Linked DNA regions of Mus musculus: region 2 is linked to region 1. The links are chromatin contacts, found by Hi-C or POLR2A ChIA-PET in ENCODE. All regions are on one chromosome and are shown on one strand. Each heading gives the region's core, a stretch centred on a gene start or an enhancer-like site at or near the end of the contact. The rest is flanking DNA. Distances are from core to core; before and after follow the strand shown.

Region 1 (4,694 bases), core at 1,501-4,000:
GAAACCCCTTAAAGAACATCAAATGCACCAAATGCCCTGAAGTGTTCCAGGGTGTGGAGAAGCTGGTCTTCCACATGCGTGCGCAACACTTCATCTTCATGTGCCCACGCTGCGGCAAGCAGTTCAACCACAGCAGCAACCTCAACCGCCACATGAACGTCCACCGTGGTGTCAAGTCCCATTCATGTGGCATCTGCGGCAAGTGCTTTACTCAGAAGTCCACACTGCACGATCACCTCAACCTGCACTCAGGAGCCCGGCCCTACCGGTGCTCCTACTGTGACGTGCGCTTTGCCCACAAGCCCGCCATTAGGCGGCACCTCAAGGAGCAGCATGGCAAAACCACAGCTGAGAACGTGCTGGAAGCTGGTGTGGCTGAGATCAATGTCCTCATCCGCTGAAAGGCCAAGAGGCTGGGGGCGGTCCTGGGCCCGGCAGAATTGGGGAGGGGCGGGGTTTGAGGGCAGGCAAACATTTTGAGGGAGGAAGACTGGAGAGAGAGAGAGACCATGCCTCAAAGAGCAGAAGAAAAAGATGGAGCCGGAGACAGGGTTGATAAGGCTGAGGGAATGTGGGATCCCAAAGAAAGATTTCTTTTTTGAAGAGGTGCATAAACGATGTGGAGGAAGAGAGGGAAAAAAAAAAAAAGGCAAAGTTGAAAGTTTTGGAGAACAGCTCTTTCCTGGCTAAAGCTGGCTGGGGGGGGGGGGGATTCTAGCGTTTCTTGAGATGGGGTGGGGGTGGGAATTGTAGGGGGATTGCCAGGAAGCAGCTTACTTGCCCCTGGTTAGAATAGATGACAGGGAGAAGGGAGCGGAGGGCGACACATGTATGAAGTACCAGAAGGAAGGGAGGAGATTTTTGCATGCTGGGGAAGTGGGAAAGTAGATACAAGGCTCACCGGAAATGAAATGATATGTGCCAGGTAAGAGAACACGGTGGGCAACCTGGGTAGGTAATGAGACATTAGGCTACAGTAGCGAGAACAGTGAGTAGCGGAGGGGTGGGGGGGCAGGGCACTTAGAAAAAAAGGACACAAGGAGGGCTGTTGGGGGGAGGGAGAGGAGTAGAGACATACAGTATTTTTAAAGAAAACTATTTTTTAGGATTTTTTCTGGAGTTTGGGGTTTTAGTTTTTGTTTTCCATAAAAATAAACAAAAAAAACAAACAAAAACATTTTTTCTTTATATTCTGGCAATTGCATGTGTGTGACTACCCACCATAGATTCTCCCAGCGCTAACAATTGTAGTCCCATGCCAAAAGGAGCCTCAAGCAGAGACTCGGAACACGCCCTAAACACTTAGGCAGAAACCTTATCACACAGTGATTGGCAACCCTGGTGCTGGCATAAACCATGCGGGGTTTGGTGGCAGTGCAAGCCATGGGCCACAGGTGACCAGTGAACCCACAGAGATGGCAAAAGGGCATCTGTTGCATATTTTTGCTCAAGTTTTAAGGAAAGTTGAAATACCAGCTAAACTTATAGTTGATTACCTAGAAGACTACAATTCCCAGAAAGCTCTGAAAAGTTTTTAATCCAAAGAGGACTACAGTTCCCATAAGATGCCGAATTGGCCTTGGGCCCAGTAACATAAGTACCTGTCTGTCCAATATTGTGTGAGCAACCATACAGGCATTTTCAAGCTTTGGCTAGGACTTAATGCCTGGAGGGGGATGGTGCCCTCGATAGTGTTCAGGGTTGTATACTTGCTGTGTCTACCATCATACTTAAGCTGTCTGCTGGACCATGACCCCCCCCCTCCATGGAGAAGTATTTGGGCAGAAATAGTTACTGTCAATAGATTGAGGTCTCCGCTGCATTCAGTTGACATATCTAGTGCAACCGAAGACACTTCCCCCAGATTTCCAAAAGCACACTGACCCAGAAGTAAAGGTGTCTTCCGTGAGTCTCTGTCGCCCCTTCTTGTGCACTAAAGTTCAAAACTGATATAGTCCCAGCCTTCTATCTGGCGGCTCAGAACGGGAAAGGCACACGCGGCAGCTGCAAAGGCTCAGGCTACACGTGTTCCCAAAACCGGGCGGGGACAGGGAAGCCACAGCCCAGTCGAGCCTCACCCTTGCTCCCGGCGGAGCCCAGGCTAGGAGCGAACGCCCTCTCCCCTACAGGCCCCAGTTCTGGACCTCCAGGGCCATTCTGGGGGGCAAAAATGGCCAAGAGGCCCGCAGCGGCTCCTTTAAGGCGTCTTCTCGCCCTCCCTCCTTGTCCACGTGACCCGGGGCGGCCGCGCGCCGGCTCGGCCCCCCGCGCAAGCGGCGATGGCGGCGGCGGCGGGAGCTGCTGCGGCGGCGGCCGCCGAGGTGCGGAAGGGGAGGGGGAGAGGCGGGTGCATGCCCGCGCGCGCGCCCGGGGGAAGCGCGCGCTCGTGCAATGCTCCGGGGGTGCAACGGGGCCGGGGGGCCCGAGCCGAACTTACAGCAAACCAGGGGGCCAACACCGGGGGCGGATGAGGGGACCAGGGGGTGGGAGGTGGGGGGAGTGGGCGCCGAGTCGCACGTGCCGCCGCCCGCTGCCCCTGCGTGGGCGGTGGGCACCGCGACCCCGGGAGCCCGCGCGAGGGGCGCGAGGGGCCGTCCGCCGGGCTGGGGCGCAGCGGGCGTTGCAGGGGTTGGTGGCCGGGGTCCCCGCGGCCTGGGGGACAAAGGGGGAGCGGCGCGTGCAGCCGGGAGGAGGGGGCGGGGCCGGGGCGCGGAGGCCCCGCCCCCTCCCCCTCCTCTGCTCCCGGCCCCAGAGATGCGGGGTCTGCCGAGAGGGAGGGGGCTGATGCGGGCCCGGGGGCGGGGGCGTGCGGCCCCCACGGGCGGCCGCGGCCGCGGTCGGGGGGGCGCCCACCGAGGGCGAGGTAGGCCCCGAAGCCTGCTCTCGCTGCCCAGGGCCCAGGCGTCTTGGGCCCCCCAGCTGCCTGCCGGGCTGACCGGCCCCCCGGTTCCTTGTCTCCCCTCCCAGGGGGAGGCCCCCGCTGAGATGGGGGCGCTGCTGCTGGAGAAGGAGCCCCGAGGAGCCGCCGAGAGAGGTGAGTGCAGCAGGAGCAGGCCCGACCGGACCTCCACCCTCCCCACCCCCAACACGGGATCCCGGGAGCTTTCAGCCCTGAACTTTTTCTTTTCCCCTCCCGACAGTTCATAGCTCTTTGGGGGACACCCCTCAGAGTGAGGAGACCCTTCCCAAGGCCAACCCCGACTCCTTGGAGCCTGCCGGCCCCTCCTCTCCGGCCTCTGTCACTGTCACCGTCGGCGATGAGGGGGCTGACACCCCTGTCGGGGCCGCATCACTCATCGGGGACGAACCCGAGAGCCTGGAGGGAGATGGGGGTCGCATCGTGCTGGGTGAGAGACTGGGGAGTGAGGGAGACGGGGCGCAGAGGGGCTTTCTGCATGCCTGCTCACCCTGCACCCCCTTTCTGCCTGCCTCTTTTCTAGGCCATGCCACAAAGTCGTTCCCCTCTTCCCCCAGCAAGGGGGGTGCCTGTCCCAGTCGGGCCAAAATGTCAATGACAGGGGCAGGAAAGTCGCCCCCCTCGGTCCAGAGTTTGGCCATGAGGCTGTTGAGCATGCCCGGGGCCCAGGGAGCTGCAACTGCTGGGCCTGAACCCTCTCCGGCAACAACTGCCGCCCAGGAGGGGCAGCCCAAAGTGCACCGAGCCCGGAAAACCATGTCCAAACCTAGCAACGGACAGGTGAGAGTGTGGAAGTTGGGGTGGAGAGACTTGGGGAGTCTCTGGGTCGGATTTTTTGTTTTGTTTTGTTTTTGTTGGTGGTTTGTTCTTTTGGGTTTTTTTTTTTTTTTTTTTCCTTCTTCCGGGATTTAGCCTTAGACCTCTTGTATTCAGATTTTTTTTTTCGAATTTACCAATAGGCTACCAAGTGTCAGCTGTTGGGCTGGGCCTCTGTGAGCAGAGTAATTGTCGGCTTCCTGGAGTTTGTGTTCTTTGGGGAGGGGTGGTCAGCAGAGGAGACTGACAGATGTAGAATTAATTATATAGTTATTGTCCTAATTACACAAATGACTGGGCAGGATCAGCCTTCCCAAGTTTGTGTTTTTTTTGTTTTGTTTTTTGCCTCTGAACAAATGCTTAGGGAGGTTGGTTTGTTCGTTTGTTTGTTTGTTTGTTTGTTTGTTTTTCAAATCCCTACTTTGAGACCAGTCTCAAACCAGATAAAGTTTTTACTGGGAACTCTTCCCTGGGAAGGCCACATAATGACAGAATGTGGGCGGAGGCGTGTGTGTGTGTGTGTGTGTGTGTGTGTGTGACAAGAACCTGGAAATCAAAATTATGTCAAGGTTTTAAGGGCTCTTGATTCAGCTTAAGTATGGCTTGTGTAGCCTTCCTCTGGGTCTTGTTTCGTTTATTTTGTTGTTTGTTTTGAGCTTTATTTTGTTTTGAGAGAGTAGTTTTTGTTTTTTGTTGTTTTGTGTGTGTGTGTGTGTGTAACAGGGTCTCACTGTGTAGCCCTGGCTGGCTGGCTGTGTAGACCAGGCTGGCCTTTAACTCACAGAGATCTACCTTTTTCTGTCTCCTACATCCTGGGGCTGAAGGTGTACACACATGCCTTTTATTTATAATCTTTTTTTTAAAAAAGATTTATTTATTTATTTTATGTATATGAATATACTGTAACTGTCTTCAGACACACCAGAAGAGGGAATCAGATCCCATTACAGATGGTTGTGAG
Region 2 (5,355 bases), core at 1,610-4,109, 220 kb after region 1:
CATCTTCTTGGGGATAGCAAACTCTCTGAGTTGAAGACTTGGGAATCATGAAGGCTAAACAGTTTAGTTTCTGAAAGGCATTTGTAATTTTCTACTGAAGCCACCGGGCTTTGCACATTACCCAACTTTAACATGAAATATTTTAATTATCCTAGTGGTCACCCAGAGGTACCTCTGTTAGCCATGCATATTGACAAAACCTTGAAATCCTAGCACTCAGGAGACTGAGGAAGTAGGACTGCCAGGAGTTCAAGGCCAGTCTAGGCTGCATAGTGAGTTCCGTCGAAATCTGCTCTCAAACAACATAAAATAAAACATCGAGGGCATGTGGAGTTGGCCGACCTAAACTCACCTCACAGAAGAATTCATTACCACGGAGCCCACAGAACCAGGAAATCCAGGACACCTCCTCAGAGCTACTCATCTTTATGTCCGCTGTGAAAGAAGAGCGTTAAGTAAGTGGAGACCAAGCTGTTTCTTGTCTCTTCCCTCCTCCCACACATTCTCCACAACAACGGAAGAATCTGAGTCCAGCCAGGCTTGAAGGATCCCGGCCTCTGAAGCATCTCCAAGCTTCTCTCCTTCACCTCAGCCCCCTTGCAGTGTGCTGGCAATAAGTTTCGCTACTTTCCAGAAAATGACAGGTCCTGATCTGTTAGTGTGACCCTCGTCCCTGGCGCTCCTCAAAGCCAGGCCCCTCTCCCCTCCATGTCAGCCGCGACAGGGCCCTCGGCTCCGGCTCCCCACCACCGCAGGTGCCTGCATGTTCCTGGCGCCTGTCCCAAGGCTTCCGAAGTTCATTTTCCCCAACAGAGCCGGCCTCTCCTGCACTCGCAGGGTTGGCGAAGGCACCACACTTCTGTGGGTCTCACGAGCGTCCCCAAAAGCCGCCTCCTCTCGCCCAGGGCCCCCGACCTCCTTCGGCTACCGACCCGGTCACTTCCTTCGTCGCCCCCACATCGAGGAGCTCCAACCAGAGTGCCGCGCCCAGGGACGGGCGACTCGACGCGGGGACAACCCCACACTCACCGGCCGGACGGGGACTGGGACTGGGGCGGGGAAGGGGAGCTGTGCTTCCAAGGAACCGCAGAGACCACTACAGCGCAAAAAGCCGACCCGGCCGCAGCAGACGAAGTAGGGAGGGGGGGGGCCACTGGAAACTGGTGAGGATTTGGGTGAGAAAAGGGCAACGCGCAGGCGCTAAGAACCGCCCCCTACCTCCGTGGACGCCGGGAGATGTAGTCCCGTCGGCAGAGAGAAACTGACGAAATGAGGGGAAGACAAACTACCAATCCCAAGAGGACCCGCGCATGACTCTCTAAGGGCCGCGAGGCCCTAGAGGAAGCCGCCTGGGGGCGGGGCGAACCGAGGCGCCACCGGAAGCGGAAGCGGAGCAGGGGGTCTTCCCGACCAGGAAGCCTGGGAAATATAGTCTTGTTAGGCTCGCTAAGCTGCCGGGTAGGTCCTCGGGCTGATTGTCATCCCTGCGGTGCTCCCTCAGCGTTCCGCTTTGCTTTTTTTTCTCCCTCTTCCCTGTGCCAGGCCAACCCACGGGATCCTGGTTCTCTCGCCAGGCCCGCGACAGAGTGCGCTCGGGCTCCGGCATGCGCAGAGTTGTGGTGAGGGACTTAGGTCGGGTGTGCTTGGGATGCGCTGAGCTGTGCACGCTGCGTGAGAACCTGGACCGCCCTGCGAGCTAACCTGAGGTGGGGCCAGCCATTCTGCCGCCGCTTGTCCCTTTGTACTTCTCCATCTCCTCAGAGCTGGGGTAGAGAGTTGTGCTGATGACCCTGACTGTTCTTCAAACCCTGCTCAGAGCAGTGGTGAGGGGTAACCGTGATGTTACTTCATCTCACAGCTCCTCGGCATCCCACAGGTCTCCCCACTGTGTCCTCAGAGTCTTTCTGAACGCGGAGGGTGGCGAAGGGCATTGTGGGGGCGTTATGTAAAAGCAGGACCCCAACCGACAGGCTCCCCCTTGGGTCCTCGCGCTACTGGGCACGCGATGCTTTACTACGAGGATGCTAGAAAAGGTTCTAGCGCGGGAAACTTGAACCTTATGGATGTTTTGTTGTTGTTGCTCCTGCGCATGCCTCGTTCTGCCCTGTGGCTATTTGATTGTATCCAATCTTACAGATTACAAGAGCGACATTTTGCGGTACAGAAGTGACAATGCAGCTTCCCCAGAAACCTCCCGGAGTAATGTCATGCCTGTTTTTAATCTGGGAAAAGGGGACCCCTAGATAAGATCGAGCAAGATTTAAAAGGTCGACCTGTGCGGGCCAGTGGTGGCGCACGCCTTTAATCCCAGCACTTGGGAGGCAGAAGCTGGCAGATTTCTGAGATCGAGGCCAGTCTGGTCTACAGAGTGAGTTCCAGGACAGCCAGGGCTATACAGAGAAACCCTGTCTCGAAAAAAAAAGGGGGGGGGGTGTCGACCTTATATTTCCTGTATGTGTTAGCGGAATGTTTTCAGAGAGAGCCTGGCATTTTTGTTTGTAGGAAGATGGGAGTTGAATACAGAACCCATTAACAACTGTCTTGTAGAATATTTTTTTCCTGTTACCCTTTTTCTTTTCTGTGTTATTGATAGAATCTAGAATTCTCAAATTTGAAACAAGCATTCTACACAGATTCATATCTACTATGCCCTCATGAAATTTTATTAACATCATGACAGGATCTGTTGTTCCTGGGGTCTGTTTTACCCATCCCATCGTGACAGGATCTGTTGTTATTCCTGGGGTCCCTTTTACCCATGAGGCCCGGGCTCCACAGAATCCTAACTATGAAGTCAGTTTTGGGATGGGAGGCCCATTTTAGTTCTAGGCTGCTTTCCCATCTCAGCGGGCCCCCAGAGGTGGTGCTGGTCATCTTCACAATAGCTACCTGAATGGTTGGATCGCTTGCTTGTCACATCCTTGCCTTGCCCAGTCTTCATTTTCTTGTTTCTCTCACAGGCATGTCTAGGCCATCCTTCATCGAATTTACCCCAGCGGCTGACTCCAGTGACCTCTGGAAGGATGGGCAGCAGCAACCACAGCAGGAGAAAGCAGAGCCTGTCCTGGACGGGGCTGCTGCCCGGGCTTTCTATGAGGCTCTAATCGCAGATGACAGTAGTTCCTCTAAGCCCCAGAGAGCTGAACCTATGAGGGAGAGGAAGAAGAAGAGAAGAAGAGTGACTAGGGAGCCTGCAGCAGCAGGAGTCCCCAGACAAGGAAGAGCACTTGAGGATGAAGACAGGATGGCCCAGTGGATCCTGCTGGCAGCCCAGAATGGGGATCTGACAGAACTCCGGAGGCTGCTAGAACCCCAAGAGGCAGGGGGAGCTGGAGGGAATATCAATGCTCGTGATGCCTTCTGGTGGACTCCCTTGATGTGTGCTGCCCGAGCAGGCCAGGGCGCCGCTGTGCGCTATCTCCTGGGCCGAGGAGCTGCCTGGGTTGGAGTCTGTGACCTGGGAGGCAGAGATGCTGCCCAGCTGGCTGAAGAAGCAGGCTTCCCTGAGGTAGCCCGTATGGTCAGAGAGAGTCATGGAGAGACAAGGAGCCCTGAGAACCAGAACCGGTGAGGAGGGAGCCTTCACTTACACCCATCTTTATTGTGTTCTTCCTTTCCTGGGCACCTCATACTAAGGGCCCACAGCAGCTAAAGGGGGCTATTCATCCTCTGGCATATTCAGTCATAGAGTAACAATGGGCGTGGTCTTTGTGCATTTGAATCTTGGTTCCATTTATTTGCAGTGCCAGCCTAAAGTCTGCAAATCTCAGTCCTTGTCTGAGAATTGGGGCTAAGACTTTTTCCTCAAAGGGGTGTTAAGATACAGTAGGTTAATGTGGAAAGAGATGGGGTAGGATGGGATGGTGCTTGTCACACAGTTTGCACTTTATAAATGCCAGCACTACTCATTATTCCTGAGAGCTTGAGGCCTACCTGACAGTATTCCAAATATTCCCTACTGGGAAGACCCTGGGGCCCCTTTCCAAGACAAGATACAACCAAAAGATGCTGCTGACATTGGGAGAAAGGCAAAAAGTACTTTGCTCTGCTCTGCCTGGTGCCTGAACAACTTGAGGCTCTGTTCATCTTTTTTTTTCCTCCCCTATAACATATTTCTTTCTCTGCAGATCTACCCCCTCCTCGTCCCAGTTCTGTGAGGACTGTGGTGCCCACTTTGAAGACTCCAACCACCACACATCTACTGCTCACCTGCTGTCACTGTCCAGGAGACCCCAGCCCTCCAACCTTCCCCTTGGGGTGCCCACTTCCAGTCCTGGCTTCAGGCTACTGCTGAGAGGTGGCTGGGAACCAGGAATGGGGCTAGGACCCCGGGGTGAAGGCCGTGCCAACCCTATCCCCACTATCCTCAAGAGGGACCAGGAAGGATTGGGTTATAGATCCCCACCCCAACCCCGAGTCACACACTTTGCAGCGCGGGATACCCGGGCTGTGTCTGGGAGAGAGAGAGTCCCTCGAGTTGCCACACTGAGTCAGAGGGAGAACAGAAGGCAAGAAGAAAAGGGCAGAGCCTGGGAGCGAGATCTAAGACTGTACATGAACCTCGAGTTCTGACTGATATGGACTGGCCCTGGTCTGTCACTCGCTGGACTTGGGCCTCTGACTTGGACACTTGGACTTCCGAACCCTTAGGCCTTAGCTGTTGGGCTCTGATTTTAGAGAGAAGGGCGGAGAGTTGGGAGATAAATAAACTTCCTTCCTTGTGGTTTGTTTACTTTCTTGAATGATATAGTAGGGAATTGGAACAAATCTGAGAGTCACATAGAAGTCTCACCTGAGCCAAAAGGACAAGCTCTCCGGGTGACAAAAGAGAGTCCCCAGTCCTGCTGGCTGCATTCTACCTGCTCCTTGAATCCCCGCCCCCACACACACATTAGGAATTGCCCCACTTTGTAAAACACCCCTCTGAGTATGTGTCTAGGCCAGTCAAGTCAGTGACAAGTATCACAAACCAAGTGTGCTATGTGTTGGAGAGGGGCGGGCATAGCTTGGTTAGAGCACCTGCCTAACACTGGGAAGACCCTGGGTGGGGCCCCTCTCCAAGACAAGATGCATCCAAAAGATGCTGCTGACATTGGGAGAAAAGCCAAAGATACTTTGCTCTGCTCTGCCTGATACAAACCTTGAACTTGAGGAAGCCAGCTGTGATGAAGTGTAATACCTTGTGGTAGGGAAGTTAAAAGTCCCCAGAGAGGAAGTAGAGTCCTGCAGGATTGGCCAATACAACTAATGTCATCCAACCTGTGTGACATTCTAGCTGTGACCAGAGCTCTGACCTCCCAGATAAAAAGTTCAAGATGAACTTTTTTTCTTTTTGTTTTTTGAGACACAGTCTCT

What was found. Hi-C counts contacts between places; a loop is a spot of excess contacts on that map. ChIA-PET counts read pairs that join two places held with the same protein, here RNA polymerase II (POLR2A).
Region 2: a map of left cerebral cortex shows a loop between it and region 1 (2.2-fold over the local background). The contact joins the promoter of Gpank1 here to the promoter of Ehmt2 in region 1. A Hi-C loop is called at or near these places in 1 of 37 maps with a recorded cell type or tissue (left cerebral cortex). POLR2A ChIA-PET finds 5 or more read pairs at or near these places in 3 of 5 experiments (Patski and embryonic stem cell).

What each region holds. Positions count from the first base shown.
Region 1 is chr17:34,896,220-34,900,913 of GRCm38, forward strand. It overlaps Ehmt2 (euchromatic histone lysine N-methyltransferase 2), which reads left to right and starts at 2,751. Exons shown (of 27, transcript NM_145830.3): 1 at 2,751-3,034; 2 at 3,141-3,347; 3 at 3,441-3,697. The coding sequence starts at 2,755. It overlaps Zbtb12 (zinc finger and BTB domain containing 12), which reads left to right. Exons shown (of 2, transcript NM_198886.3): 2 at 1-625. The coding sequence ends at 401.
Region 2 is chr17:35,120,093-35,125,447 of GRCm38, forward strand. Gpank1 (G patch domain and ankyrin repeats 1) reads left to right here and starts at 2,860. Exons shown (of 2, transcript NM_032460.2): 1 at 2,860-3,567; 2 at 4,128-4,723. The coding sequence starts at 2,894. The coding sequence ends at 4,572. Gm20522 (predicted gene 20522) reads right to left here. Exons shown (of 3, transcript NR_168268.1): 2 at 5,141-5,223; 3 at 2,643-3,146. Csnk2b (casein kinase 2, beta polypeptide) reads right to left here and starts at 1,200. Exons shown (of 7, transcript NM_009975.3): 1 at 1,030-1,200; 2 at 353-435. The coding sequence starts at 424.